Linked DNA regions of Homo sapiens: all the other regions are linked to region 2. The links are chromatin loops, found by intact Hi-C in ENCODE. Cell type or tissue: CD4-positive, alpha-beta T cell. All regions are shown on one strand. Each heading gives the region's core, and the rest is flanking DNA. Links, peaks and the distances in the headings are about the cores only.

Region 1 (6,111 bases), core at 828-4,827, 240 kb after region 2:
TACTGCCCTATTCCTCTGAGAAATTCATTTCTACAGTTAAGATAGCTTAGGATCGGCCAGGTGTGGTGGCTCACACCTGTAATCCCGATACTTTGGGCGGCCCAGGTGGGTGGATCACGAGGTCAGGATCACGAGGTCAGGAGATCAAGACCATCCTGCCCAACATGGTGGAACGCCATCTCTACTAAAATACACACAAAAAAATTAGCCCGGCATGGTGGTGCACACCTGTAATCCCAGCTACTCAGAAGGCTGAGGCAGGGGAATCGCTGGAACCTGGGAGGTGAAGATTACAGTGAGCCGAGATCGTGCCACTGCACTCCAGCCTGGTGACAGAGAGAGACTCCGTCTCAAAAAAAAAAAAAAAAAAAAAAAAAAAGAAACTGCTATTATCATATTGTATGTTCAGCTATTTCTTTTGTGTATGTTTTGTGAAGTAGCCATTATCTACAATAAAGTATTTGCTACCTTCAGGGCTTGAAATTTGCATGAATCTTGATGAATTATTTTTACATCTCTTATATATTGTACTATTATATAAATATTCCCATTGTGCCTACTAATTACTTCATGTTTATTATATCCCCAGGCTTTTACATTTATTGTTTCAAATCCTCACAAAAACGCTGCAAGGCAGGAGGCTCAGAGAGGTTGAACAATCTGCCCACACTCACAGAGCTAGGAAGTGGCCACGGGGCCATTAGAACTCCAGAGGCCATGATTCCTCTCTAACCTCATGGCTGAACAGAGTCCTAAGAGGGCTCAGGCACCGGGGCCACACTCTGACTGCCAGATACAGCGTGGTGGCAAGCGTCAGCAGAAGGACAGTCTCTGATTCTCTGGCAGGGCATCCCAAGGTTGAACTTGGAAAATATTTTTTAGGAAGATTGTTAGGTTATGTGAATTATTAATATTTATAACTGCACATAATATCCAATTTCAGGTAGAAAAGGCTTTTCTTGACCTGACCCAGGAATAAATCACCTTACGGATTTTGAAATAAGGGTCAAAGTTCCAAACAGCAGACTTACAAACAAGTTTTTGGAACAAAAGTCAGTTGTAGGTTGGGCACTGGCTATTCTGAAGCAAAGTTTTTACACGAATCCTTTTACCTACTGACACTGAGCTACAGCTGCATTTCAGGATTAACTAATACCACTGCTTGTTTTCCCAGATTATATGTCATATCAACTTGCAGCTGCATTTATAAAACGGCCGTACAAAATCCAGAAAAACCTGTTTCTTCAGAGATATTTTAGGAAGAATGATCTGCAATGCAACTAGATGGATGGGGCCTTCCTCAACCATTAAATAACCTATCAGAACTATACTGGTAGGCCGAGAGCGGTGGCTCACGCCTGTAATCCCAGCACTTTGGGAGGCTGAGGCAGGTGGATCATTTGAGGTCAAGAGTTCGAGATCAGCTTGGCCAACATGGTGAAACCCCATCTCTACTAAAAACACAAAAATTAGCCGGGCATGGTGGCAGGTACCTGTAATCCCAGCTACTCGGGAGGCTGAGGCCACGAGAATCGCTTAAACCTGGGAGGCAGAGGTTGCAGTGAGCGAGATCACAACACTGCACTCCAGCATGGGCAAAAGAGCGAGAGTCAGTCTCAAAAAAAAAAAGAACTATATTGGTACAATCACAGTAACTTATTTCGATGCCTTTCTGCAGACAGGAAACTGGAAAAAATAATCATTTTCACTGTTAATTTATACAGCTGTAGCCATTAACATGTTTTTCCATCTATCAAAATAGCCCTGACCATCTTATAATAATTCTAAAATTAAAGGAGCTAGTCAATTGCAATATGAAATTTTAAAAGCTGGTCAGATTTGCCCTCTTTTCTCCTTCTAAATCAAGTTTTCAAACTAAAAGTTTCTATGTTGGATCAAGTACAGTTCTAAACGCTGTGTACCTATCTAGTACTGACTTTATGAAAGTAGCCCATCAACAGTCAACTGCGCACATGCACTGTGTACGTTCGTTGTATACGTGTGTTTGCATGTGTGTAGGGATGTATGTAGAGAATAAAGTAAAACAAGCTTCATGCCGCTCTATCCACATTTCTGCCCAGTATCTCTTGGGACCAAGAGTATCCATTTTCAAGACAGAAGGTCAGAAATTAATCCAGTTTTTTTGTTATTGTTTTACCTGAAATGGGGGGACAGGTGGGAGGACAAAAGAGAATAAAGCAGATTCCTGGGCATCTCCACACATGTAGATCAGATCCTCTGGGAGTGAGGCCCAGGATTCTGAATTTTCAGTTCCCAACGTGATTCTTTTGCACATTAAGGTACGAGATCAGCAAGCAAAGAGAAGACTTAGGGCTCTCGGGACCCGTGATTAAAGCCTTAGCGGTACTCAGGCTCAGGCTGATTTCTGACATAAGAGAAAGAAGAGATTATTGTCCTTATGCCCTTAGTGTGGACTCTGGACAGAGCAATGGACTAATGAGGGCGTTGGGATTCTAGTCCGTGCTCCGTCACGGGTGAGTCCATACTACAGGCAAATGTATCTCCCTGGGTCTCTCTGGTCTGCACACTGAAGGGGCTGCACTCTATAGCCCAAGCCTCCACGGCTCCAGACTCCTTGAACTGAGGCTGACCGAGGCGCATGCACGATCGAGGGGCTCGAGCACCAAGCGCGGCTGGCCCCCAGGATCGGGGTCTCGCGGCACAAAGGGCGACAGGGCAGCCAGGCCGCGCCCACGCCCCGTGCCCGCGCGCCGGGAACTCCTGCTGTCGGCACGCGCCCCTCCCGCCGCCCCTCGAGCGCGCCGATGCTGGGGATCCCCGGGGCGAGGTGGCCGCCATTACCCGAACGCGGCCGCGGGTCCGGCCCGTGGGACGTGGATCCCGGGCTTCAGCGCTGAGAGAAGCAGCCGCAGGCGCAACACGCCCCGGCCGCCCAGCACAGCCACCATGGTCACAGGTCGCGTAGCTGCCGGGAGTGCGCATGCGCTAAGACCAAGCGCGGTACCCGGCCCACTCTGCCCCGAAGCCACGCCCTCTGCTCCGCCCACCTCGCCTCTCCATCCTGCTCCGCCCTCTGCCCGCCCCGCCCCGAAGCCACGCCCTGCCGGGTGCTTTCCCATGGGCGACCGAAACTCGGCTCGTGGTTTCGCAGTCCTGGAACCGCCGGCACCCGCGTAGACCGTCCCCTCTCGGTGCTGGCTCTGGCTCCCGGGATGAGTGTCCCCGTCGGCGCTGCCCCGCCCTCGCTCGTCGCCTCAGCGACCATGGCCTTTCCAGGAGGCGAGGCCGCCAGCCATAGCGCCCTCGCTGCGTCGGCGTCCAGGCGGGACTCCGGAGTGGGCGGGGCTCCGGCTCTAGGCAGGCTGCTATGTTGGATCAAGTAAAGTTCTAAACGCTGTGCACCTATTTAGTACTGACTAGTACTAGGAAGTGTATTTGCTTTTCGGAGATGATGGGATCTAAATTTTGTTTATACCACTTCACGCCCATTAGGATGGCTACTAGCAAAACCCCCAGAAATTAGTGTTGGTGAAGATGTAGAGAAATTGAAGCCCTTGTATATTGCTGTTGGGAATGTAAAATGGTGCAGCCATGTGATGAACAATACTGCGGTTCCTCAACAAATCAGTTATATGATCCAGCATTTTCTTTTCTGGGTATATAACCCAAAAGAATTTAAAACAGGGTGTACAAGAAGAAATGTTTTTACACTCACGTTGACAGCGGCACTATTCACAATAGCCAAAAGGGTGGAGGCAATTTAAGTGTCCAAAAACAGATACATGGATAAGCAAAATGTTGTCTGTGCATGCAAGGGAACATTTTTTAGCCTGAACAAAGAACGAAATTCTGACACTTGCTACTACATGGATGAACCTGGAGGACACTATGCTGAGGGAGGTAAGCCAGTCAAAAAAAGACAAATACTGTGTGATTCCACTTATATAATAAGGTACCTAGAGGAGTCAAACTTATAGGGACAGAAAATAGAATGGGGGTTGTTGAGGGCTGGTGGAAGGGGGAATGGAAAGTTGGTGTTTCATGGGGACAGAGTTTCAGTTTGGAGAGATGAAAAAGTCCTGGGGATGGATTTTGGTGATGCCTGCATTACATTGTGAGTGTACTTACTGCCACTGAACTACACACCTAAAAGTGGTTTAAGTGGTAAGTTTTATGTATGTTTTACCACAATTAATTTTTTTTCTTTTGGCTGTATAATTGCAGCTTTATAAAGGTTATAGACATTATCTAATTGAAAGCTCAGTGGAGAAAAAAAACAACTATTGCTTTTTAAGTCAATCGTTCTGCCTTAATTGGAAATAACTGGCAGATTTGTGGCTACTGTTGTAGCCTTGGCTTGAATAATTGGAGACAACAGCTTCTTTGCATATTGCATTTCTTCTCCTCCAAGAGACCTTTTTGGTGTAACAGTCAGTCCTGTGAGCACAGTGCTTGTAGGTGTTACACTCATAGAAATTTCTGTCACCTGCAGTGTCCTCACTGGCCCATTGGACTTTCTTGAGTAGTAAAGGCAGTTTTGGCCTAAATACAGACTATGCAAAAGTTTTCATATTCTACTCTCAACATAAATCTATCACATTAATTCCTGCATAAAAGGAAAGAGACATATATAATGTTTGAGTTTAATATCGTTTGACTTTCAGAAATCTTTGGTGAGGTCAGTATTTCCTTTTTTCCTGATATGTTGATTGGGGTTTCATCTCAGAAATGATAAAAATAGCTGTCTGTACAGTTTCAACACCAGTTACCCTTGTGCTAATAAAAAACGGTAGCACTGAGTTTTAGGTTATTGGTGTCACAATTTTTTTTTTTTGAGACGGAGTTTTGGTCTTGTTGCCCAGGCTGGAGTGCAATGGCGCAATCTCAGCTCACTGTAACCTCTGCCTCGCAGGTTCAAGCAATTCTCCTGCCTCAGCCTCCTGAGTAGCTGAGATTACAAGCACCCGCCACCATGCCCGGCTAATTTTTGTAATTTTAGTAGAGACGAGGTTTTGCCATGTTGGCCAGGCTGGTCTCAAACTCCTGACCTCAGGTGATCCACCCGCCTCAGCCTCCTAAAGTGCTAGGATTACAGGTGTGTGCCACCGCGTCCAGCGTGGTGTCACTATTTTTAAGTAACATACCTGACAACCAGTTCTTTATATATAGCAAGATCGTACAGTTTAAAAAAACTGCCATTTTTGTGCCAGGCACCTTATGATATATCATATTTCTTTAATCTTCACATTAGCCTTCTGTGCTATTGCACTCTCCATTTATAGATGAGGCAACTGAGGCTAAGAAAGGTTAGGAAGCAAGCCCTAGGTAACACAGCTGAAAAGTAATTTTGAGCTGCTCAATTTCAGGACTCTATACTTGCATAATGACGGCGAAAGGTTAGGAAGCAAGGCCTGGGTAACACAGCTGAGAAGGGGCAGGGGGGAGTTTTGAGCTCTCAATTTCAGGACTCTATACTTGATGATGATGATGATGATTGCTATTATTATTGAGGCACGGTGTGATCACAGCTCCCCACAGCCTCAAACTCCTGGGCTCAAGTGATCCTCCCACCTTAGCCTGCCAAGAAGCTAGGACTACAGGCATACACCACCACACCTGGCTAATATTTTTTAATGTTTTTGTGGAGATAGGGTCTTGCTGTGTTGTCCACACTGGTCTCGAACTCATGGCCTCAAGCGATCCTCCCAGCTTGGCCTCCCAAAGTGCTGGGATTACAGGCATGAGCCACTATACCTGGTCGTATACTTGGATTATTGCATATTGTAAAAATCACTGTAGTAGCATTAACCTTTCAGTGATTTCTCTGAAATCAGCTGCTTCTAAAATCTTGAATATTTACACTATTTATGCCTTTATTATAATTAGAAAACCCTTTCCCTTTCATAAATACCACACATTAAAATGTACATCAAAATACTGCCTAAAATATTTTGTGATTTATTAAACATTTTATTCCTGAAACCCTAACCTCACGTGACAGACCCAAAGCAAAGATGATGATTGTAGCAACAAGTAGAAAATCTACCAAGCAGGACTGTGGGAGCTGGAAGGAGGTCTCCGTTACCAGCAATAACCTAGGGTGTGAGTATTTGTTTCCGAACCAAGTGC
Region 2 (6,111 bases), core at 860-4,859:
TTTTTTATTTTATTTTTTAATTTTATTTGTGGTAAGAACATCTAACATGAGACCCACCCTCTTAACAGGTTTTTTCAGTGTACAGCACAGTATCGTGAACTATAGACACAATGTGTGCAGCAGAGTTCCAGAGCTTATTCATCTCGCCTGCCTGAAAGCTGATGCTAGTTGACGAGCAACTCCCCATGTCTCCCTCCCTCTACCCCCGGCAACCATCAGCCCACTCTTTGATTTTCTGAATTTGCCTATTTTTACATGCCTCATGTAAGTGGAATCATGTAGTATTTGTCCTTCTGTGACTGGCTTATTTCACTTAACATAATTCCTCCAAGTTCATCCACGTGTCGTACGTGTCAGAATTTCATTCGTTCTTAAGCGGAATCATATTCTATTGTATTTTTCACTGTGTTTCGTGTGTCCCTTCACCTATCAGTGGACCTCTGCGTTGTTTCCATATCTTGGCTGTTGTGGATAACACTGCAGTGAACGTGGGAGCGCTCACGTCAAGTGCTTTGAGATCCTAATTTCAATTCTTTTGGATAAGTACCTGGAAGTAGAATCACTGGATCATATGGCAGTTCTAGTTTTAGTTTTTTGAGGAACTGCCATACTGTTTTCCATAATGGCTGCACCATTTTTGCATCCCTACCAACAGTGTTTAAAGGTTCCAATTTCTCTCCATCCTGGGGACTTTGATACTGAGAACCTAACCTGTCTAGCCTCTTCTGCACTGGCCGCCTTTGCAAGAGCTGGTTGCCTCTCTGAAAACTCTCCTCCCAGGCCTCTTCCCTTCCCCTCACCCACATGGCAGGACAGTCCTACTTCCTTTTCCCTTAAGGGAAGATTCAAATGCTGCTTCTTTGGTGAAGTCTTCCCCAGGCCTCGTCCCTTTCTTTGCATTCCTGTAGCACAGAACCCCATCTGTGTCTTATAGGCACGTGTCTCTTCATCAGACTGTGAGCCCCTTGAGGCCGGTGGTGTGGCTTCATCTCGGCATCTCCCCTGGCATGGTGCTACCTCATCCTCCTTGCTGAATAAGTGAATGAAATGCATTCATTATACACAGCCGCCTTCTGTTTTCCATTATTTGTCATTATTCAGTGTGTTCTGTGAACCAGGAGCTGGGCATGGCTTGTTGAATAAGAACACAGTCCCTAAACTAAGGAGCTTTTAGGCTGGTAACCAAAAAGGGAAATTCTAAATTTTTTTATGATAAGCTTTTAGATATCTTTTTGATATTTAGAATGAAGTAAACACAGTAGATGTAGTCCAATTTTGGAAATCATTTAAGACCTGAGCCTAATTGAGCAGGTAGAAAGCCAGGAAGAACACACCTACTTTGTATTTGCAGTCCTTTCCTCATGCTAATTGATAAGGCGATTAATCCTTACACTATTGCTGAGCCACAACCCCATTTAAAAATAAAAATTAGGAAAGCTGTCTGGATAATTATTAGCAAAGACTTTACAGAGGCTGGGATAAGTCCTCCAGCTGGTTGTTTGCACTGGGAGTTTTACAGTGTACTTGACCTTTGCTTAAGGTAAGGGAGTTTGTTTGGCAAAAACAATGATACATATTTCCATGGCATTGGAATCCTGCTGGATTTCTGAGACTCTGGGAATGCAGATGTGGGCACTGGAGTAAATGTGAGCATTTCATTACAGTGCCTGCCTTGTTTTGGGTTTTTTTTTTTTTTTTTTTTTTTTTTTTGGCTCTGTTTTGGTTTTCTCTTCCAGGCTGTATTGCTAGGTTTACTGCTTTAAAATTGTCTTTATGGTCCAGGCTGCTGCAGCCTTTAGAACAAACCACGACAGTTGGGATCTAGAAGCCTGCGCCTCTCCTAGAGACACCACCTGCATCACAGTGTCGGTGACCTGACCTTTGAAGGGGCCATTTCCCATCTTGGAAATGGGGATACTACTTGATATTCTTATTTATAGGATTTGGTGAGGGCATATGAGGTAACACATCCACAGATGCTCTGAAGGGCTTGAGCGGGATCCTGCACCTTATTACAGGTGGTTGTTGGTATCTTGGGCAGGTTTCAAGACCTGGAGGTTCAAGCCAGCCCATCTCACTGCTGAGCCAATAAGGAGGAAGACAACAGGGTTACAACAAAGCTTCAGGCTTAGGAAGAAATGTTTCACGTGGATGGTGTCCTGGCCAGCGGGTTTGGTTCTAAAATAAACACTACTGTCTCTGGGGCTGAAGATTTGCCCAGGACAATGAAGCAGCCAGCGGGAGGGTAGTGCAGAGCCGGTAAGTTTAGGGTCAGCTTTATTTTCACAGGCAAATGAGGAAGTGAGAGGCTGCTAAAATCACTCCTCTGAGGCTTCCCCTGCCCCTTGGATGAGGTCGCTGCCATCTCTGAGATGGGGGTGTGGCCTGTTACCCTTGTAGGCACCGAGGGTGGATCTAAGACACTGTTTTACCATCCAATCCTGTCAGCGGTTCCATGGCCCACCGGTTTCCTTTTGAATGTTTCCAGGAGCCAGAAGTCCAGATCCCAAGGGCTGGCACGCAGAAGGAGGGCCCTCCCGAGAGAGCACGCGTGCTTCGATTTCTTTCGTGATTATGAGATGTTTCTGATGTCACGTGTATCTGCTACCCGGACTCGGAAACAAGCCTCATTAATAAGTCCCACCCTCCCGCCTCCACCCACCCCCGCCTCCTCCCGCCTCCTCCCCCTCCCGCGCCCCCCGCCTCCTCCCCCTCCCCTGTCCACAAGTCTCCCCACCCCGTTTGCTGTTTTTCATCCTCATGAGTTTCGTTAGGTTTTCCCACATCTAGAACACTGCGTTGTACAGTTTTGCCTTTAAAAAAAAACTTCCTACAAATGCTGTCGTACTGTGTTTGTTTTTCTGAACTTCCTTCTTTTTTTAATACCTCAGCGTTATATCCAGTGGCTCCTCCGTGTCGATGCGGAGACAGGGAATGAGTGAGAGCGACGCCGGCTTTGAGAGCTGGGGTTTGTGCAGGGCTGAGTGAGACCTTGGGCTCCCGTGGCCCAGAACTTAAGAAATAGCAAATGAGAATAGTAGATGAGCCAGAAATTGAGAGTAAATTTGGGAAGGCACAGAAAGGACTGACCAGGCATCAAGTGGCCTAGCTCTGGAGCCTGGGAGTGGGGCTGATACAGGGAGCGGGGCGGGAGGGCCCAGACCTAGCCCAGACTCATGAGAACGGTAACCTTGTTATGACCTTGGCCTTCACACAATAACTTCCCTCTGCCCAGCAACGTCCTGTTCTCTTATACACATGGTAAGAGGGAAAATATCTATCTATAAATACATTTATATTTCTAAGAGATCATCATGGAGATTTTTTTTCTCGACCCAGGGAGGGTTGCTTTGTTGCATAGAACAGGGTGTGACGAACCCACGAGCAGCATGCTTGTCTTCCTCCCGTCTTTTAAGTTCAAAGGCTTCTCACTGTACCTAATAAGTCGATGTCTTTACTGATATTATTTCTGATTTCCAGTTTGAAGATGAGAAAACTGGTGGTTATCAAGGCCTCTCTATTCATCCCATTTTATTTGAAGAGCTACTGGATAGTATTTGGAGGGAGACTTTTTTTTTTTTAGCTGGGGAGGGTGGCGGCCACAAAGACAGGGAGCTGTTTCCAAGCAGATAGAGGGTAGGAGCCCAAAGATAAGGATTTGAATACTGCCATGTGGAGAGGCGCTGGTTTTTTTTGTTTGTGTTTTTATAAACTCGGTAGTAGGAATATCTTTTATTGTTTTTCCTGTTGCCTGTTTAAAGGAAAGAGTGTAGCACAAATTGTCCAAATGCCTTGTGCTTTTAGGGGCAGAGTTAGATACTGTCACCCTCTGGCCCTCAGGTCCTGCTTTGTCTGTTCTGCGTGTTGTCTACCCATGAACTAATGAGGCTGCCTGCTTAATTGACCTGGAAAGACAAGTGTCAGTTGAAGAAGATGATGTTGAATTATGAGATTCAGAAACCCATTACATGGCTACTTGGCCCAGCATAGTACCTTCCCCATTTGTTAGACATTCACTATTTGATTAATTAGTAAGAAATTAGAGATGGTGTGGATCATTGAAATCTAGAGCAACCCCTCCAACACCTTGACTTCCCCCTAACACTCTTACTGGGACATCAACTAAAAACAGACTGTGTTTCAGTTCATCCATTGCTTTACCCACTAATAAATGGTTCACCCATCCTTTCTTGAGTGCCTGCTGGATGCTGGGTCTCTTGAGGATGGAAAGACATTGCCTTGCCTTTGAGGCACAGAGTCTCTGCTATATCGATGGATCTGACCACAGTACAGTGGTCACTACAATCGAGGAACTTATTAAATGCAGCAGGGACATGGAAAGAGAATCTGAATCTTCTTGAGATTTTCTTTTGTTTACCCAACCCACCTCATGTAAAGATGTAAAGGTACACAAGTCAAGAGAAGGAAAAGTCTGTGAGTGCCTTTAGTCACTTGCTCCTCCGTAAATGTGCACTTCCTGTTGAATTTACCTTTGAAGGGTCCTGAAAGGAGTGTCTTTGCCCATCCAATGCCCTGACTGCCTCTCCGTTGGGAGTGCACCATGCTATGTGTTTGTGTGAGCCTGTGTGTGTGTTTTGCTTAGAAGTTGCATGTGGCTCTTGTCTTGGCCATGCCAACTCTAAGGAGAAAACACATGTGATCACCATCGAAATTTCCACAATCCAATCAGGCCTGCCAAGGAGGTTTATGGGTCCAGATAAGTGGCTTAGCTACCTGTCACATCAAAGGATTCAGTCAACCGACCCAAGGACCAGCATTTTTCCTTGTGCCTTCTTAGAGAAAGTAAAGCAGCCCACGCATAGGAGACCTGGAAAAGTTGGTAGTCTGGGATCTGTAAGGAGCCTCTGCATGAGGCTTCCTCGATGCTGTCATGCTCTGGGCCAGAACTGGGGTCCTGGGAAACACTGGTGGTAGAAGGGAGAGTCTGCCTCTACTAAGAAGGTGGGGGAATGGTGTGGCTTCCTGAGGAGGGAGCTCTTGGGAACAGCAGCCCTGGAAGCCAGAAATCACGTGAGTACATTTGGGTGGCAGTGCACAGGGCAGAAGAGCCACATCACAGCTTCGGTAATGGGACGAGGCGAGCACAGCCCTTTACCTGGAAAGGCAGTGGTTGACTGATCTAGTGATTTGGGAGCAAAAATTCCAGTAGCCCTAGTCTTGTGATTTGCAGCTGAACTGTTTTCCTAATAGTCTTATACATGTGATTTTGTAAAGCATAATGAACACCTCAATCAAGCAGGTGACATCGTGAATCCCAGCATGAGGGTCACGGCATTTCCCATTGAGTGGGATTCAGGCCTGAAGCCAAACCGCTCAAGCCAGATGTTGAGACACAGGAAGTTATTTTAACTAAAATGCTGTAGAAGAGGGCAAGATTGGCAGCTGGGAGAATCAGGCAGCACCTCTTCATTGGGGAGCTGGCTGTGGTATAGGAAATCTAACACAGACGGAGTTTCCCTTTTTTTGTTCAAATGCTGGAAAACCAGGTTTTGGTTTAAGCAGCCAGGTAAAGGCCCACAGTTATGTGCCTTTTATGGCCCTTTGCCATCTTGCCTTCAAAATCTCCAAGAATAACAGATTATTCCTGTGAGCAGGGAAGTAATAATACTTACATGTAATTTTAGATTAGGCGGAGCACTCACAGGTGAGACTTTGCATCTCTTGACACGGTCTGGTCGTTGCTGAAGAACAGGGTAAAAAGTCTTACTTAAAATTTCAGGCAAAAAATGAATATAATCACTGTAGTATTTTCATACATATTTTGACCCTGTTCCTCAGCAACAAAGTCCTGTTGGGACAAGCTGACCACTGGGGGTTCTGGTAGCAAGGTGCAGGTCACGGGGGCGACTGATCTTCTCCCGGGTGTTTGCAGGGCACGCGGCTTGTCCATGCGTATCCAGGGAGCGTCTCTAAACTGCTGTTGGCTCTGGGTTTGCACTATGTGCTTTTCCTTCACTCAGATTAATTAAAGAATTGTCATTTCTCTGCTTTTTGAACACCTGTAAGCGACACCATTTATCCTCAGACCTCCAGGAAGCTTGGCAGTTTTCATATGCTGTGAGAGTATGATTTAAGGACTCAAGTGAGTCC
Region 3 (6,111 bases), core at 1,318-5,317, 200 kb after region 2:
TCACATTCTGGGGCATGGCCCATTCCAGAAAGTGGCTAAAAATCTTCTATATATTTACTCTGTATTATTATAGTCATCTGATGCAAAAAAAAAAAAAAATTGTAAACTTTGGTGGGGTTGATATTTTAAAATTAAATTTAATTGGAGTTCAGACTTTTATTTTAGGTAACCTTTTGAAAAGGTTACATCCCCTTAAATGCTTTGAACAAAATTCTTCCATCTTCATAAAGAGATGCTTTTATTTAAAAAATAGCAGACAGGGGCTGCACTGGATGAGTTTCATGGGAAAGAGAAGTTGGAGCGGAGAGTGTGGCTAGTTCTCTGAGGGCACAAACAGGATGCAAGACTGTACCATACAAATTTAGACAATTGTATTGCTGGGATGGTCCTTGGGTTTTCATCATTCTGCAGAGGAAACTAGTGTTTTTGAAGTTCCAGGACTCTCTTACTTGGACCAACTAAATCTATTTCAACTAGATCACGACTGTCACCCTTAGAGATGGCATCAGTGAACAGTAACGATATCATCATAACACCACATATTCACAGGGTACGTTTCACTAGAACATTCTCACCAGGACCCTTCTCGTTGGGCCCTCTGAAGCAGCAGGCGGGAAGGGCAGGCAAAAGGGTAAGAGCTTATGTCCTTTTGTGAAAGACAGATGTGGCTCAGCCTCCTACCTGGAACACATTCTCTAGTCTGAATTTTGTCATTACACCTGCCCTTCCCCGCCCCCCGCCCCTCACCCCGCCAATGATGCCTTCAGGGTAGGGGTGGCTCAGACACTGCGAGTGGCATCCTGTCTAAAGCAGGAAGTGACTTGAGGCTGGAGGAGGTTGGTCCTCTTCCCCTTCCCCATCCCCGGCCCACCCAACAGCCGGTGGAGCTGCTCCTCTTTAGACACTGAAAAATACATGAAAGGGGAGAGATTGCTCCTTAAAAACCTATTCTAGGGAAGGGGACAATTAGCAGGCTCTATTTCCTCCTGTTATTATCTGCATCGGTGCTGTACAAGGTCGAGTTGCTTAGTGACAGCGAGGTGGGGTTGGGGATATCTACACTTGCCGCGAGGGAGGGGAGAGCAGGAACTCACGGCCTCAGATGAGTCACCTTAGGCAGGGCAGGCATTATTTAAAACTCCGCGTGTGAGTTTCTCTGATTATATACTAACACACATCACGGGCGGCACCGAGGGAGGAGCGCGTCAGAGAGAAGTAGGCTGGGCGTGAACTGCCAGGCAGGAGAAGGCCGACTTGGGCAGAACATTCACTGCCAGCGATCCAGAGCAGACAATCAGGTACCTGGCCTGCGCCCGTGAACACTGCCATGGATTTATTTTCTGTGCGCTCACTAATGTCCAGTTCACGCACAGTGCCTCCCAGCTCCCCAACGTAAGAAAAACCCATTTCCAGAGAAGCTCAGAGAGGTGCAGTGACTTGCTGGAGGACTGAGCTAGGAACAGCAGAGTGGGCACATGCTCCACAGGCCGGGAAACGCCCAGCTGCTAGGGGTCCCCGTGTCCCTAGTGCTGTCCCTTTCAGGTCTCATCCTCTGCTCCTATTTGGCCTCAGATTTCACGCTGAATTAAAACACAAAGGCCAAGAAGCAATTATCTCTGGAAAAATCTTTTCAGAACTGTGTAATGAGTGAAGGTACCCCAAGGAGAGCCATTCTCTGGAGAGGATCTGGAAGGCTCCGGCTGTGGTGAAGAGCCAAGATGTGAGAGTTGGGGTGGGGGTGGGGAGAAGGTGGAGGTCAAGCCCTGGGTACCTGGGAGTAGCATCCGAGGGACAGGTTGTCCACTGGGGGCCCAGCAGCAGGGAGAGGGGAGAGAGGAGGAGAAATTCTAGGAAATCTGTCCCCACCCTGAGAAGAGGCACTAGGCACCTGCCTACCTACATCTGGGAGGATGCTGGGCGCTTCCTAAAGCTGGGGTGATTAAGACCTAACTTGGCCTAAGAGGCTACTCACAGACATCTGGCTTTAGTTTCCACCTCCGATACAGACCAACTATTGAGGTGGCAGGTAGGGTGCACATTAGGAATGACAGCATCATCTTGGGTTTTTTGTTGTTGTTTTTTATTGAGACGCAGTCTGGCTCTGTCGCCTGGGCTGGAGTGCAGTGGCGCCATCTCGGCTCACTGCAAGCTCCGCCTCCCGGGTTCACGCCATTCTCCTGCCTCAGCCTCCCGAGTAGCTGGGACTATAGATGCCTGCCACCAGGCTCGGCTAATTTTTTTGTATTTTTAGTAGAGACGGGGTTTCACCGTGTTAGCCAGGATGGTCTCGATCTCCTGACCTCGTGATCCACCCGCCTAAGCCTCCCAAAGTGCTGGGATTACAGGCGTGAGCCACCGCGCCCAGCCCATCACCTTGGGTTTTACCAAGGCATTTTTACTCCATAAACTCAATGTGCTTTCATATATGGCTTCTCATCTCCTACCACAAAGCCAGCTCCAAGGCACCTGTAATTATCATCATTATATAGTTGGAATGTGCTGGGAACCAAAGGCAGTCCCCAAGCCCCTGTTACCTAGTCCACCGTGCAGGGCCATCTTTGTGAATAATTAAGTCAGGTCCTTACCACAGCCCACCCAAGCCTTTAAAACTCACCTGGGCTTTTTATTTATACAAAGGCTTTAGATTCCTTCCCTTCCTAGCTTTGTGGCTGGTCAGGTCTTTCAACCTCGCTTTCGGAGCTATGAAATTGGGGTAGTAATAATGCTTACCAGAAGCCGGTGGTAGTCAACAAAAATATGCGTAAGTGAGCAGCAAATGGAAACCAAGTATGTAATTTTACATTTTCTAATTTCAAAACAAGTCATTTAACACAATGTATCCAAAACACTATTATTTTGATAGACCATCAATATTTAAGAATCAGTAATGAAATATTTCACATTATTTTAACTTACTGAGCCCATAAAAGCCAGTGTGTTCTTCACACTTAACAGCCCATCTCAGTTCAGATTACCTACGTTTCAATGCTCGGCAGCCACCGTGCCTAGGGTCTACCGAACTGGCCAGCCTAGCTCCGACAGCTTCTGTGAGGATCAGGCGACCTAAGGGGTGTAAGGGGCAGGGCCATCAGCTGACACATCAACGTGGCAGATATATTCCTCCTGTCTTTCCTCTCTGACACACACACACACACACACACACACACACACACACACCCGCAGAATTTTCCACATTTAAAAGGCCTTTACAAGGACGCAGGAGCCCAAAGCGGACATGTGACAAATCCAGCCCTTTGATAGCCCCCCCAACCCCCGCCCCCGACCAAGCCATCTTCCTCCCCTGCAGGGGCGAAAGGCCGCCCACCCCGCCATCCTGGCATTCCTTTCAGGCAGCTGCCCGTCGGCTCCCCGCGGCCCCCCACTCCTCTCCACGCTGCCCACCCCACCCCCACAAACGGCGTCCAGGACCCTGCCCAGGATGCGGGAAACCTTTGCCACCCGCTGGAGAGCCCACTGCAAATGGGTCTTCAATTTCCGGCCCCCTACTCCAAAGGGTACTCGACGCCTCTTCCCGTCCTTAGGAGGCGAGGACCCTGTTCCGAGGCAGCCCCTCCCCCTGGTTCCGGGGCCCCCGGTCCCCAGCCCCCCTCGGGGGTCCAGAGTGGGCGGCTCGGGGTGGGGATCGCGGCGTGAGCGGAGGACCCAGCGCCAGGGGTCGCCCGTGCCCGTGGATCGGGCAGGGGGCTGCGGCTGGGCCCGAGGCCCGGGCACCGCACTCACCGCCGGACCGCGAGGCCGGCCGCCCACCCTAGACCCAGCGGCAGCAGCAATAGGGCGAGCGCCCCCACACCTCGCACCGCGCCCCGGCTCCCCCTCGCGGTGCCGCAGTCCCAGCCGCACCGCCCCCGCGGCCACAGCCCCGCCCGTCATGACGTCACCGGGCAGGGCGGGTCCCCGGGTATAAAAGACCGAGCTGGGGGGGCGGCGGCAGGTCTCTGCGCAGCCCAGCCCGCCGGTCCACGCCGCGCACCGCTCCGAGGGCCAGCGCCACCCGCTCCGCAGCCGGCACCATGCGCGAGATCGTGCACATCCAGGCGGGCCAGTGCGGCAACCAGATCGGCGCCAAGGTGGGCTCACCGCCACGGAGGGGCCCGGGGTTGGGACCGAGGGTGCGGGCTGGGGCCGGGGCGGGGGCTGGAGGCCGCGGCGGCCCCGGGCTGGCCGGGTGGCACATTCCGCGGCGAGGCCGCCGGGCGGGGTCCGGGAGGCTGCATGACCCGCCAGGATGCCCGCAGCGCCGCAGCTGTGTGTGCGTTTAATCGGGGGCCTTTCGATTTCCCTGGGACACAGCCCTTCTGCGGGACGCGGTTGGCATTCCCCTGGGTGTATTTGTCTCAGAAACTTGGGTCGGGGGTACGGTCATATTTATTGCGCTAGCTTCATGTGAATTTAATTTGTATATTTTTCTCTACGGTTTGAATGAAAACATGCAGTGTCACTGGACTGGCAGATGTAACAGAGGCGTCCCTTTGGGTCGTACAGGCAAGGGTGTTAGATAAATTCCCTTGCTCGGGCACTGTCTTGACATGATGACATACAACGCGATAGTCTTGCTGCCAGTCCCCGAGGCGGCAGGTGACTGCGCTGGGTGGGGGCTGCAATTACCGACCGCTGTGTGGGAGGCAGCAGCGGGTCTGGTGCATGGGTGGGGGCGGGCGCCAGTACAAGGACGTGGTCTCTTTGAGAACCGCCATGTTGCCCACCCAGCCTCCCCGCCGCAAATTCACAATGCAGCCAGCGCCCTCACGATGGCCAGCTCCTTCCACTGCCGCCCAGGTGCCCTCCCAGGCTCCTGCTGCCCTTCGCCCAGTCCCTCCGGTGGTCAGTGCCAGCATGTAGATCGGTGGCTTAAACCTGCACTGTTGCAGGAGTGCCTGGGATCTGTGCCAAGAGAGCTTGATCCCTGGAGGCAGCCACAGAGTGGGTCCCCCTGTCCTTGGCCTGCCACGACCCATCAATCATCCCGGATGCAATGGCATTCAGCCCTGCCTGGGGTGACACAGCCTCCCTGTACCCCTTCTCCACTTCTCTACTCTCCCCACCCTCTCCCTAGAAGGGCATCTGCTGTGTCCCCTCCTCCTCCAGGGCCCCTCCCAGCCTTTCAGTCTATCCCCATAATATGGCCGATGCTCTGCGGATTTTCAAGCCCCTCAGCAGCGGCTGCTGCAGGAAATAGGGGGTGCAGCTCTTTGCTCTCTGTCTAGCACTTACTAACTGTCTGACCACAAAAGCCCCTGTTCCAAGGACATGGGAGGAGGACAAGGCCATCCTTAGTGACATTCAGGATGCAGAGCCATGGTGTGGTTCTTTTTTCATTTCAGTTTTGGGAGGTCATCAGCGATGAGCATGGGATCGACCCCACAGGCAGTTACCATGGAGACAGTGACTTGCAGCTGGAGAGAATCAACGTGTACTACAATGAGGCTGCTGGTGAGTAGCGGGATGTGTGTGCCCAGGAATCCTTGCTTTCCATGATGTGGGAGATGAAACGTCCCAGGAACATGCACGTGACAAAGGCATGCTTCTTGCATATTCATTTCAAATGCCAACTGCTGGAAAAACATGTTTTATGGTTTCCTAAGATTCCTGCCTGTTTGCCACGGCTAAGCACACTCAGGACCTCCTTTTTCTTAAAAGCAGAAAATCTCCTGTTCTCCTTTTGTCTCAGATGCTGGAATTGAATGCTGCTGTGAGTCCCTCCCCAAGCACAGGCCTGAGTCAGTTCTTATTTCCTGCAGGTAACAAATATGTACCTCGGGCCATCCTGGTGGATCTGGAGCCTGGCACCATGGACTCTGTCAGGTCTGGACCCTTCGGCCAGATCTTCAGACCAGACAACTTCGTGTTCGGTATGTAGTCATGATCACTGGGAACTGGCCAAATGACACACCTTCTTCCTAACAGCCCTGCAAAGCACAGTTCTTAGTGTTCAGTGCCAAGGTGACACTGTGTCCACGGCAGCCCTGAGTCCTGGCCTAGCTCCATGCAGTCCATGGGTGGTCATGGCTCACAGATCAACGCCAGCCTGCAGAGGGCTGCTGCAGCCCTCCCATTGCAGAGCAGCCTCAGACTGGAAGGAAGAAAGAGCAA
Region 4 (6,111 bases), core at 880-4,879, 590 kb after region 2:
CTTGTCCAGGCTGGAGTGCAATGGCGCAATCTCAGCTCACGGCAACCTCCGCCTCCCGGGTTCCAGTGATTCTGCTGTCTCAGCCTCTCGAGTAGCTGGAATTACGGGCGTCCGCCACCACACCCAGGTAATTTTTTTGGATTTTTAGTACAGACGGGGTTTCTTCCTCGAACTCCCGACCTCAGGTGATCCGCCCACCTCGGTCTCCCAAAGTGCTGGGATTACAGGCATGAGCCACTGCGCCCGACCGTGAGCTTTTTTTTTTCATTTGTCCCTCAGCAGTGAGAGGTGACAGCATTCTGGCAGCCCTCTCAGTCCTCGCTCGCTCTCAGCGCCTCCTCTGCCTTGGCGTCCACTCCGGCCGTGGTTGCGAAACCCTTCAGCCTGCCGCTGTACTATGGGAGCTCTTTCCTGGGCGGGCCAAGGCCGGAGCTGGCTCCCTCAGCTTGTGGGGAAGTATGGTGGGAGAGGCGCGGGCGGGAACCGGGGCTGCGCGCGGTGCTTGCGGGCCAGCGCGAGTTCCGGGTGGGAGTAGGCTCAGATAAGCCTCGCGCTCGGAGCGGCCTGCACCACCGGCCCAGGACGGTGAGGAGCTTAGCACTTGGGACAGCACTTCTCGCCAGGCCGTAGTTGCCTCCACGCAGCGCAAGGCTCAGGCCTGCCATGCCTGAGCCTCCCCCCAACTGGGGACTCCTGCGCGGCCCAAGCCTCCCTGAGAAGCGCTGCTTACTGCCTCACGGCACCCAGGGCCGTTCACCACCCCAGAGCTGAGCAATGCAGGCTCATTACGTGGGACTAGCAAGCAACTCTATACTGCAGCCCCAGTTCAGAAATTAATGGGAGAAGCCAACTGGGTTTCTGAGTCTGGTGGGGACTTGGAGAACCTTTATGTCTAGCTAAGGGATTGTAAATACACCAATCGGCACTCTGTATCTAGCTCAAGGTTTGTAAACACACCAATCAGCACCCTGTCAAATCAGACCAATCAGCTCTCCGTAAAACAGACCAATGGGCTCTCTGTAAAATGGACCAATCAGCAGGTTGTGGGTGGGGCCAGATGAGAGAATAAAAGCAGGCTGCTAGAGCTGGCGATGGAGACCCGCTTGGCTTTCTTTTGCTTGTGTGGGTGTTTTGTTCTTTTATTTTTTGCATTAGCTGGTGTTTGGGTCTGAATTGTCTTAATGAGTGGTAATACTCACTGTGGAGACTTGTAGCTTTATTTCTGAAGGCAGTCAGACCACAAACCCACTGAACCCACTGGCAGGAACGGCTAACTTAAGAGATGCTGACCTAAGACCTCTAACGGTCTCCGGGAAGGTCTGCCAGTTGATTTCTGAGCCGGCGAGATCAGGAAGCTACCAGAAAGAAGAAACTCTGCACTGTGTTTAAGAACTGTTAACAGTTTCCGTGAGGGTCTATGCGTTTATTCATCAAGTTAATGAGAGTAAAAACTCATTGACTGCGAGCACATAAGGATTATTGCAGGAGCATCACAGAAGTGAATACTTGCAAAACAAGTTTTAGGGCTGATCTCAAAGCAAGGTTTTCAAGAAAAGTGTTACTAAATGTGGAAATACAGTACACTGATTTTAAACATTTATAGAGATAACGTGGCCACATGATCAATTAACCCATCCAAAAAATTTTAAAATGGAAACAAATTTCTTGAATCTCTTAATATAAGGCCTAAAATTTCTTTTTTCAGAAAATAATGCTGTGGAAAATCTACAAGTCTACTTGTAATCATTGTTAGTATTTTGGTACCTTAAGTCTCTTAGGACGTGTTTCAAGATTAGACAGTAGAGTTGCATATAGACCTAATTTTACGTCCAACTTTATTGTTAATAGGGTTTTCAAAAGTATTGTCATGGGAAACTTGTGTACTATGGGAGTAAAAATTAAGAGAGATAGAATTAATATAAACTCCGGTAATCCCAGCAGTTTGGGAGGCTGAGGCGGGCGAATCACAAAAGGACAGGAGTTGGGGACCATCGTGGCCAACATGGTGAAACCCTGTCTACTAAAAATACAAACATTAGCTGGGTGTGGCGGTGCGAGCCTGTAGTCCCAGCTACTTGCAAGGCTGAGGCAGGAGAATTACTTGAATCTAGGAGGTGGAGGTTGCAGTGAGCCGAAATCACAACACTGCATTCCAGCCTGGCGACAGAGCGAGAATCCGTCTCAAAAAATAAAAACAAAACCTAATGTATATAGTATAATGCCATTTCCTTTTTCTACTTGTGCTTTTCTATCCTATATTATGTAAATAATAAAAAGGAAAAATACAAAGCAAAGATTGTGTGTGTGTGTGCATGTCTCCCACAGCTACATACATGGATGAAGTTGAGCTATTTGGATGACCTATGAGGTGAAAATGACTCTAGACCTTGACTTCAAGAACCTGGGTTTTGAGCTGTCCATAGTGTGACCTTGGGCAAGCTACATAACTTCTCACACTCAGTTTCCAAATCTAAAGGAGGAATAAGAATGCCTACCTCACGGTCTGTCATGAGAATTAAGTGAACTTGTCAATGTGAAAGTATTTAGTAAAGTGCCTGGCACCCAGTAGGTCCTGTAGTAATATTTTTTCCTGAACCCTAGTCCCCTCTGTCTGAAGTTCAAGGTTTTCTCCACTAGGTGGTGATGGTAGAAAAATAAATGAAAAAAACGTACTTCAAAAATCACCCCTCCTCTTAGATTGCTTTGCCAATCAAATTTAAACTTTCTTTTCAGATCAGCATAAATACAAATAAATTTAAACTCGTATAGTATAAGGTCCCAGGAAATGAAATCAATGTAAAGCAGAAACCTAGGCTTCCATTTTCTCCTTTAATACCTCACTGTTTAATTGTCTGCAGCTGGCCTCGGTGGTTTACTTTTAAGTGTGTAACTATCTTCTCTGTCTTCCTTCCCCACAGTCAGAATGGGGAGGATAGATTCGGTGGTGACTCAAATAGACCTGTCAGTAACGACAAGTAGAGTCAGCCTGGCTGCAGTGCCTATGAGCAGGTATTTTATAAGCCATCTACTACTAGTGAACCTTTGGGCATGATCTTGCGCACCTTCATGTTCATACCTAAGGTATGCTGGACAGTTGAGTCCAGTTAATCCCACATGACTCACATCCCTGCCATCTTTAGTCAGCATCTTAAAAGTTAGTCGTATGGTTATCTATTCTTCCTACTCTGATTACTGCCCCCTAACCCAAACTCATGTTCCTCTCTCTTCTTGACTTTCCACTACATCTTCTGGAATCTATGCCACATTTCGTATTGTTTATTCTAACACATTTTATATATTTCCTTACTATTGTAAGTAGAACCTTTTATTTACTCTATTTTCTTACTGCCCTTTATTGGTATGAAAGAAATGCATTGATTTTTTGTTAATTTATTTCATACTTGGCCTTTTTGTGAACTCTTATTAGTTTTAGGTGATTTTCCATTGATATTCATAGTATAAAAAGGAGTATATACAGCCTTTCTCCCTGGCTCCTGGCAGAGATCTTCAGAATCCCGTGGGATTTCCTGAGTGCTAGGAGTGCCTATATAATGCTAATGAAGCAACTCCTAGTGGCTCCCTAAGGTTGGAACTTGGGACCAGCTCAATCTCAGGGGCTAGAAATTGAATTTGATTGCTTGGCCAACAATTTAATCAATCATGCCTACACAATGAAACCTCAATAAAAACTCTGGACATAGAAACTCAGTGGAGCTTCCTGGTTGTGAACATGATGATGTGCTGGGAGGGTGGTGTGCCTGGATTCTACAAGGAGAGGGCTTGGAAGCTCCATGTCTGGGACCCTCCTGCCCCTCACCCATGTGTCTCCTTTATAATAAAACTTATAAAACTATGCACATACTCCCATATATTTTAAGTCATCTCTAGATTACTTATGATACCTAATACAATGTAAATGCTATATAAGTAGTTATTATACTGTATTGCTTTTTTATTTGTATTATTTTTTGTAACCTATGCACATATGCTCATATATTTTAAATCATCTCTAGATTACTTGTGATACCTAATACAATGTAAATGCTATATAAATAGCTATTATACTGTATTGGTTTTTTATTTGTCCTATTTTTTATTAATTGTACTGCTGTTTCTTATTTTTTCCCAAATTTTTGATCCACTGTTGGTTGGATGAGAAGGTGCAGAACATGTGGAAATGGAGGGCCAACTGTATTGTCAAATTATTGGAAAGATCAGTTCTCTGTATCTTATAAAGTGGAATGTGAAAGGACATTTGACAAAAGTCTACTTCAATCATTGATTTTTAAAAATCTCTAGTAAAATAGAGAAAGTTATCTTCTTAACATGATGATTTTTGTTTTTGCCCTCAAACCAGCACCATTATCATGTTGAATGGTAAAAACATCATTGATGAGGGGAAAGGTTTATTTTTTAAAAAATAATGCACTAACCGTAAAAGGAAAAGATTAATACATCTTACTACATGAAAATGAACATCTATTTATTTAGCAGAAGATACTACAAGAGTGAAAATACAAGGAACAGAAAGGGAGAAGACATCTTAAACACACATTACTGTCAAGCACAGTGTGTAGGATGTAGAATAAGTCCTACATAATGATAAGAAAATAGGAGAAAATGTAATTAAAAGTGAGTAAAGAACATAAATATGTACTTCATGAAAAACAGAGACCAAGTGACCAAATATGTATTTGAGAACATCTTAGCTGGGCACAGTGGTTCATGTCTGTAATCCCAGCAGTTTGCGAGGCCAAGGCAGGAGGATCACTTGAACCCAGGAGTTCAAGACCAACCTGGGCAAAAAAGTGAGACCTCCATCTCTACAAAAATTTTTTAAACAATTAGCTTGGCGTGGTATTGTGCACCAGTGGTCCTCACTACTCGAGAGGATCACTTGAGGCCAGGAATTCAAGGCCACAGTGAGCTATAATTGTGCCACAGCACTCCAGCCTGGGTGACAGAGTAAGACCTGTCTCTAAAAATAACAACAAAAGAGAAACCCTTCAACTCTTTAGTAAGAGAAATGAAATTTAAATTTATAAATGATATGCTATTGCACACCCAATAGATTAGCAAAAACTAAGTGTTTTTAAAGCTATAGAGCAACAGGAGAATTCTTATAGTGCTGGTGGGAGTGTAAACTTGTGTATACATTTAAGTGTGTGTACTTCATGTGTGCACATTGGTGTTCATAGCAGCCCTAAATGGAAAACAGCCAAATGTCTCCATCAGTGAATAAACACATACATTTTGTAATATTCATACAACAAAATATTATATAATAATGAAAACTAAAGACATCTATACACACTATATACAACAATATGATGGGTTACAGACAGTTTTAACTGGGAAAAAAACTAAGAAAATAATACAAACAGTATGAATACATTCAAACAAACTAAAACTGCCAAAACGAAGCTATATATTTAGAGTGCACATGTAAATGGTAAAATTGCAAGGAAAATCAAGGAAATTATTGAAAAGATTTAGATTAGTGGTTAGCTTGGGAAGGACAAAAGGATGGGATTTTTGAATTTGGGGATTCTTGACCTGGTGGTGGCTTTATGAGTATTGCTTTTATAATTATTTATTAAATAGTGTATGGTTTTATATACTTTCCATATGTATATCTTTCAATAAAAGATACATATATCTTTTATTGTTATATATCTTACATATTATATGTCATGTATACTTATAACATTTTTGTTATTTATATTATCAAAAATATGTATTTCATATATACATATGTAATATATATGTAATATATATGTCCTGATAAAAGAAAAAATATTATAAATTACTGTGACTTCATTTCATAGTTGTTAAGGCCCTGGTATACAATAACAGTAAGTGATGTTACACTGTTGATTAAGAAAACTGAGCTACTCCAGAATATTTTTCGTCTTTAGAATCTTGGCTCTAAATTTTTCAGCCAAATAATCTTTTATTTCTTAGGAGATCTGATAACATGAATAACAATAATATTACCAATGATAACCATAAAGGCTATTATTTATTAAGTTTCTCTAATGCATCAACCATTTTTATCTCATTGTTTACCCCTCAACAACCCCATAAGGTAAATGTTGTTATCCTCACTTA
Region 5 (6,111 bases), core at 843-4,842, 97 kb after region 2:
CTGCAGCTGAAGCACCACCTTCCACTCCTAGAGGCCGGGCGGGGGGTCCAAGAATCCCTGAGCAGGCACGGGCCCAGGTCCCAGGCCAGCTTCCCTCAAGCTGGTAGGACTCAGTGTCACTAGTCCTGCAGCCTCTCTGGGCACCAAAAATCCCTGCTCAACCCAAGGTCAGCCAGCTCCGGGTTGCATGGTGTCTGTTCTCTACAGTCTCACATGTGGGAGTTTAGGGAAGCTGGAGGGAAGAGACCTCACAGACCGTCTGGTGCCATTCTCCACGTGTGGGCTGGCAAAATTCCTGAGAGGGACCAGATAGTAACTAGTTCAGGCTTTATGGATTACAAAGTCTCTATTACAACTGCTCAGCCCTGCCACCAAGGTACAAGAGCTCCACAGAGTCTACCTGCATGGACGGTAGATGGAGGGCTGGCCCACGGGTCACAGGTGGACAGTAGATGGAGGGCCGCCCCACGGGTCACAGGAACCTTGGGCTTCCTGCCTTAAGCTAATGCCTACACCTCTTTTCCCCAGCTGGCTCGGCTCTCTGCCCCTGGAGAGAACACCCAGGCACACTGCGGCCAGTGAGAGGGACTGGACTTCTGACAAGTCAGGTAACTCAATCAATCCCCTGTTCCTTTTCCTGCCTGGCTTTGCTGGAGGGGCACTTTCCAGATGAGAAAATATACCTCACTGGGAGCTGTGACCACCATGGGGTCGGGTGACCAAAACCACCCACAGGAGGAGCCTACTTCTTCCAAACTTACCAGCCCAAACCAGCACTGCACAAAGTGGCACAAGGCAGCGACACCAGATCTGACCAGTGCCCAAAGCCCTGCCCACTATGCCTTGGGATAAAGAGAGAATGCGAGGTGGCACAGAGCACACAGCCCCACCCATCACCCCTGGTCCCCCAGGCCTCTTCCGCTGCCGCCTGCTCAAAGGTCCACTGCCAGGACCCTCCAGGAAAGAAAAAAAGAAAAAAGGAAAAGGAAAAGAAAAGCAAGAAAGGAATCCAGATGCCATCTCCTTCCCAAGGCCTTCCCAGGTGCCGCTGTGCACAGCTAAGAGGCTCACCCATGACTTCCTGCCCCCAGCACCCTCAGTCATCACTGCCTCACTGGCTTCAGAAGGGTCTCGCTGAGGGGGCCTCACTCATTCATTCCACAGGGACTTAGAGAGCGGTGCATCAGGAGCTAGAGAAACAGACGCTCACCCTGGGCAAGCAGACAAACCTCACCGTGAAACACTCAACGGCTGAGAGAGGGAGCTAATGCGGCTGGGAGGCCAGCACTGCCCAGCTCGAGGACAGGCAGGAGCTCTAAGAGGTAACAGAGCCCGAAGGTCACTGGAGTCTTCGAGTGCTCCGAGTTCACCTCGTGAAAGGTTTTGAGCAGAGAAATGAAAATATCCAACTTCAGTCTTAAAACTATCATTCTGTTGCCCTGGTTACAAGGCAGTGTTGTGGCCTGAATTGTGTCTCCCCAAAAAATATGTTGAAGTCCTAACCTCTGGGTACCTATGAATGTGACCTTGTTTGTAAACAGGGTCTCTGCAGATGTAAATAAGATGTAATTTAGACCAGGCGCGGCGGCTAACGCCTATAATCCCGGCACTTTAGGATAAAGATTAGCATAAAGATTCTTTACTTCCAAAGGGACTTGCTTGCCTTTGGGAGGCCGAGGCAGGCGGATCACGAGGTCAGAATTTCGAGATCAGCCTGGCCAACATAATGAAACCTCAGCTCTACTGAAACTACAAAAATTAGCCCGGCGTGATGGCTCACACCTGTAATCCCAGCTACTCAGGAGGGTGAGGCAGAACTGCTTGAACCTGGGAGGCGGAGGTTGCAGTAAGCCAAGATCACGCCATTGCACTCCAGCCTGGGCGACAGAGCAAGACTTTGCTTCAAAAAAAAAAAAAAAAAATATATATATATATACAATTTAAGACAAGGTTATACTGGAGTAGGATGGGCCCTTAATCCAACATTACTGATGTCCTTATGAGAAGAGTCGGGCTCACTGAGGAAGGAGGATCATCACTTGAGGCCAGGAGTTCAAGAACAGCCTGGGCAAAATAGTGAGACCCCCATCTCTACAAAAAAACACAATTAGCCAGGTATGGTGGCACATGTCTGTAGTCCTAGCTACTCGGGAGGCTGAGGAAGGAGGATCACTTAAGCCCAGGAGTTTGAGGTGACAGTGAGCTATAATAATGACACTGTACCCCAGCCTGGGTGACAGTGAGAGACCTTGTCTACAGATCTTTGAGAATAAACCTCTGTTGTTTTAAGCCACGCGGTCTGTGGCACTTTCTTACAGCTGCCTCAGGAAACCAGGAGAAACCAGGCGGCGACACGCAAAGCCGGAAAGGCGGGAGAGGAGGGGAAATGATAATGTCCCAGGCTTGGCCCAGCGCGGCAGGGTGAAGGTGAGGGCGGCTTGGGTTTTGTCTGCTTTGACTGGCGGCAGTGCCTAGGGACTCAGCACGTGGAGTGTGAAGAAAGAGGAATCAAAGACAACTGCGAGGCTCTGAACGCACAGCCAGGAAGATGGAGCTGCCATCACAGCGCCAGTCAGGCGGAGGAGGGAGCAGGTTTGGAGAAGAGAGCCTGATGTGTGCCTAGTGCGAAATGCCTGAGACATCCAGTGGAGACGCAAGAGTCCCCAAAAAATTATCAGTGTGCTCAAAATCCAGATGGCAGGAGAGCTACGAGGCAGACGCGTCCCCCAGCGAGCGTGTGGCGAGGACAGACCCAAGACATTCTGACCTACAGAGACCAGTGCGGGACGCAGCTGCGGGGCGGCGGGACAAGGAGAGGGGCCCGGGGCCCGCGCGCAGCTCCCGAGGTGGTGCAGGCCCTGGCGCCCGCGGGCTTCCTAAGACATCCCACGGGTGGGCTTCGGGGGAGTAGGGCGCCCTGTGGACCCAAGAGAAGCCTGGGGGGCTGCAGCTCGCGCAGGCCCGGCGCCCCCGCGCCCCCGCCCCGCCGCCCGCACCCTCGGCCGCCAGGCACTCACGTAGCGGCTGCACATGGCCACGGCGAGGTTGCGCAGGTGCGGCGTGGCCCCCACCCACAGGAACAGCGAGTCCGTCAGCCGCATGACGTGGAAGTGGACCAGCTGCTCCCACAGCCTCGCGCTGAAGTTGTGCAGGGAGACGTCCCCGCCGGCGGCGACAACCAGCCCCTCCATGCCGCCCCACGGCTCCCGGCCCACAGCGCCAGACCCGGGTCCTCGCCGCTGCCAGCCCCGCCAGACCCGATGGAGCGAGCACCGAGAGACCGAGCGCGCTTTCGCTTTCGGCCCCGGAAGGGCGGGGGTGAGGGGCGTGGTCGGGGAGGGGCGATCCCGGGCTTGGGTTGGGGGCGTGGTCGAGGCGGGGCGGCTGCCGGCCCTGGGCGGAGTAGCTGTCCCTGGTTGTCTTGCTGGCCTCTCCCGCACACCAGTACCTCTCTGGACGGGCTGGGGAAACCCACTTGAGTAGCAGAGTGCGACAGTGACCTCTAGGAGTCCACGGGCGCCCAGCAGAACTCACCCTCGCTTTGTTTCCCCCCACCCCCTAATTATTACTGACGCGGGGCATTCAAGGGCTGAAGCCAGCCGCACCGTCCTCCCAGGCCGTGACACTTCGCCCTACAGACATTAATTTAATTAAAAATTTAAAAAGACTGATTTTTAATTAGTTCTTCAAGCACTCTGAGAACGGCCACCTCCCGTCCCACCTCCTCCTCCTAGCAGCCCTTTAACTCCAAGGAGGCTTCGACGGCACCCAGCCCTAATTAAGAATGGCAACGGTATTGGGAGAAAGCCTTTAGAAAGGAAAATTGTGTCAACTAAGTTGGCAGGAGGATGGGCAGGCACCCTTTTGGACGCCGAGTCCCAAGCTGCAGTCATGTACATGGCCTCGGGCTACCCCCTTAACCTCTCTGAGACTCAGTTTCCTCATCTGCAAAATGCAAATAAGAACAGGTGCCTTTCGGAGACGTGGAAAGGATCTCAAGAGAGATTAATGGGAAGCACCAACAATCATCCAATCATCCCATTGTCATACCTATGGGGAGACCCCTTGAACACTTCAGGACATTACAGAGTTGAGAAAAGGAAGCCTTGATGGGTTAAGAGAGAAGGTGGTAAAAGAAAACAGCCCATTTTGTCAGATTCTGTTACAACTGACTTTAGAGATTTAACTTGGAACTATAAAAGGTCTGCTTTAAAAATCTCTAATAGATCTAAGTTGACTAAATTGAAATTTAAGAGGGCATTTTCCATAGTTCTATTTGCTAATTATCGATGATTCAATAATACAGTTAATTTTCAGGTCAATATTTTAACAGCTTTATTAAAATGTGATTAACATACAATAACTGCACATATATAGTGTACAAATTGAAGTCTTGACACGTTATAGCCAGTGAAATCATCATCACAATCCACAAAGTGAACGCGTCCAGTACTCCCTCCTGCCCTCAGTAATGACTCCTGCCCCCAACCACTGATCTGCTTCCTGCCACACAGATTAGTCTGCATTTTCCAGAGTTTTGTATCAGTGGAATCACACAGTATGTACTGTTTTTTGTCCAGCTTCTTTCCTTCATCATAATTATCTTGGGTTCATCTGCTTGTGTGTCAATGGCTTGTGTCTTTGTATTACTAAGCAGTGTTCCATTGTATGGCTACACCATAATTGTTTTATCCCTTTACTTTGTGATTTGAGGCCCTTCAATCAGCTAGGAGGACCCAAAGATTAAGGAAACAAAGTTACCGACCGGTGGAGAGTTCAAGGCCTGGCTGGCATGGCAAATTTCTCAATCTGGATTGTAATGATGGTTTCACTGGTTATACATGTCTCAAAACCTCAATGCTCCTCTCTCTCTCCAGCTTTGCTGTCACTGCTCGGGAAACACACAGGCAGAGGGTCACAGCCAGTCATGCCCAACATCAGCGGCCCTGGAACACTGCCCTGCAGTCCCTAGACAGCGTCCTCTCTCACTCCCCTTGACTATGCTCCCCAAACCCTGAGCTGACCCAAACCCAAGTTCAGCAGATGCCCTTGCTTCTGATGTTATGCAGAAAATAGAGGTGACAAAGCCAGATTTTCCCAGCTCCTTGTCCCTCTCCTAAAATGCTTATCTTCATTGGACCCTATCTTTCCTTCTGCTCACTCTGTGACAGTGAAAGATAAAGATGTCCCTCCTTGTACAGAAGGTCAATCCATCCACCTGTGCTCTGACCCTGTCCTTTCACGTCCTCAGGAACCCCCCTCATTATCTGTGATGCGTCTCCAAAGAGCCTGCATGTGCCACCTAGGTCCACTTCAAAAAAAACTTGTCCCAACTGCTACAAATCCTACCTTCTGCCACGGCCTCCTCTAGAGTCTGCACACCCTCCCCGTGGCAGCCCACATACAATAACTGATGGAGGCAGACTATGAAAGCCAGGCCAGTTTGCCCCAGTGCAGAACAACTCACAACTCTGATGGGCCATTTTGGCTCCAGAGTGCCCAGGGAGTCAGCCCACCCTGCCTACTGCAAGGGCGGTATTCACCTTACACTATCAAAAGAAATCAAGAATGGATGGTCAGGCGGCTGAATGTTGTCACCCCCCAAAAACATTATGATGCCTGGGCCTGGAACCCAACAACTGGAGAGGTGACCAGGTCCCCGGCACCACCATGTGCCGTAACAATCGCCCCAGCCGTTCCCCAAATGACCGAGTGGCTGGCCACACATCACAGGAGGAGGAAGATGCAACATTTGAAGGGTTAGAGCTGGAATTGAGATCTGGGGAAACTGAAGTGTCATCACAGTCCTTCTCGAGTGGGGAACCATCCATACAGGAACAGAAAATAAAGGGAGTCCTCGCCAAAGGTCCACTGGGTCTGTGGACCCATCAGGGGTCATTTCCCTGGTCCTCAAATGTATAACTGGGATATATATACCTAGAAATTAGCCCAGCACCCACATTGGATCTGTGCCCTATAGGGTAGGAGCTATCATAGTGGAGAAAACCAAGTGGAAGCTTCTAGAATTATTGCCCTTCCCCCAGCCAAGCAAGCATGTCAAAAACAGTATTCCATCCTGGGGAGGATGGTGAAAATTTGTGCCACCCTTCA

Evidence for each region. Hi-C counts contacts between places; a loop is a spot of excess contacts. Peaks named below come from ENCODE experiments on the same cell type or tissue, not always from the same donor. Only the 100,000 strongest peaks of a DNase experiment are listed, where the experiment ranks them.
Region 1: it touches region 2 in a loop (10-fold over the local background); 9 of 110 quality-filtered maps call a loop at or near these places.
Region 3: it touches region 2 in a loop (4-fold over the local background); 7 of 110 quality-filtered maps call a loop at or near these places.
Region 4: it touches region 2 in a loop (2.8-fold over the local background); 5 of 110 quality-filtered maps call a loop at or near these places.
Region 5: a loop joins it to region 2, with 6 times the contacts of the local background. A loop is called at or near these places in 7 of 110 quality-filtered maps.

The regions. Positions count from the first base shown.
Region 1 is chr6:3,115,560-3,121,670 of GRCh38, reverse strand. It overlaps BPHL (biphenyl hydrolase like), which reads right to left and starts at 2,960. Exons shown (of 7, transcript NM_004332.4): 1 at 2,824-2,960. The coding sequence starts at 2,930. LOC107986556 (a long non-coding RNA gene) reads left to right here and starts at 3,024. Exons shown (of 4, transcript XR_001743928.3): 1 at 3,024-3,882. RefSeq lists a silencer at 2,663-3,052 and an enhancer at 3,091-3,726. In CD4-positive, alpha-beta T cell, for the core only: no CTCF peak of the experiment used is centred there; a DNase peak (open chromatin) is centred at 3,060; H3K4me3 peaks cover 1,526 bases; H3K27ac peaks cover 1,157 bases.
Region 2 is chr6:3,352,656-3,358,766 of GRCh38, reverse strand. All of the region lies in intron 3 of SLC22A23 (solute carrier family 22 member 23), which reads left to right. Among named protein-coding and RNA genes, the nearest start is that of PSMG4, 97 kb to the right of the region's middle. RefSeq lists an enhancer at 1,734-2,624. In CD4-positive, alpha-beta T cell, for the core only: no CTCF peak of the experiment used is centred there; DNase peaks (open chromatin) are centred at 2,476 and 3,356; H3K4me3 peaks cover 1,467 bases; H3K27ac peaks cover 2,527 bases.
Region 3 is chr6:3,155,384-3,161,494 of GRCh38, reverse strand. TUBB2A (tubulin beta 2A class IIa) reads left to right here and starts at 3,951. Exons shown (of 4, transcript NM_001069.3): 1 at 3,951-4,088; 2 at 5,343-5,451; 3 at 5,760-5,870. The coding sequence starts at 4,032. It overlaps LOC105374889 (a long non-coding RNA gene), which reads right to left and starts at 3,794. Exons shown (of 2, transcript XR_926395.3): 1 at 3,742-3,794; 2 at 2,059-3,063. RefSeq lists a cis regulatory region at 753-1,347 and a silencer at 3,610-4,069. In CD4-positive, alpha-beta T cell, for the core only: a CTCF peak has its summit at 3,797 (motif pointing left); DNase peaks (open chromatin) are centred at 3,244, 3,884, 4,274 and 4,594; H3K4me3 peaks cover 1,770 bases; H3K27ac peaks cover 847 bases.
Region 4 is chr6:2,758,003-2,764,113 of GRCh38, reverse strand. It overlaps a transcript of MYLK4 not described here. Among named protein-coding and RNA genes, the nearest start is that of WRNIP1, 4.3 kb to the left of the region's middle. RefSeq lists an enhancer at 1-156. In CD4-positive, alpha-beta T cell, for the core only: a CTCF peak has its summit at 2,629 (motif pointing right); DNase peaks (open chromatin) are centred at 1,053, 2,633 and 2,933; H3K4me3 peaks cover 401 bases.
Region 5 is chr6:3,256,103-3,262,213 of GRCh38, reverse strand. It overlaps PSMG4 (proteasome assembly chaperone 4), which reads right to left and starts at 3,267. Exons shown (of 3, transcript NM_001128591.2): 1 at 3,018-3,267. The coding sequence starts at 3,191. RefSeq lists an enhancer at 2,558-2,687 and silencers at 2,808-2,907, 2,958-3,077, 3,198-3,447. In CD4-positive, alpha-beta T cell, for the core only: no CTCF peak of the experiment used is centred there; DNase peaks (open chromatin) are centred at 2,553 and 3,283; H3K4me3 peaks cover 1,915 bases.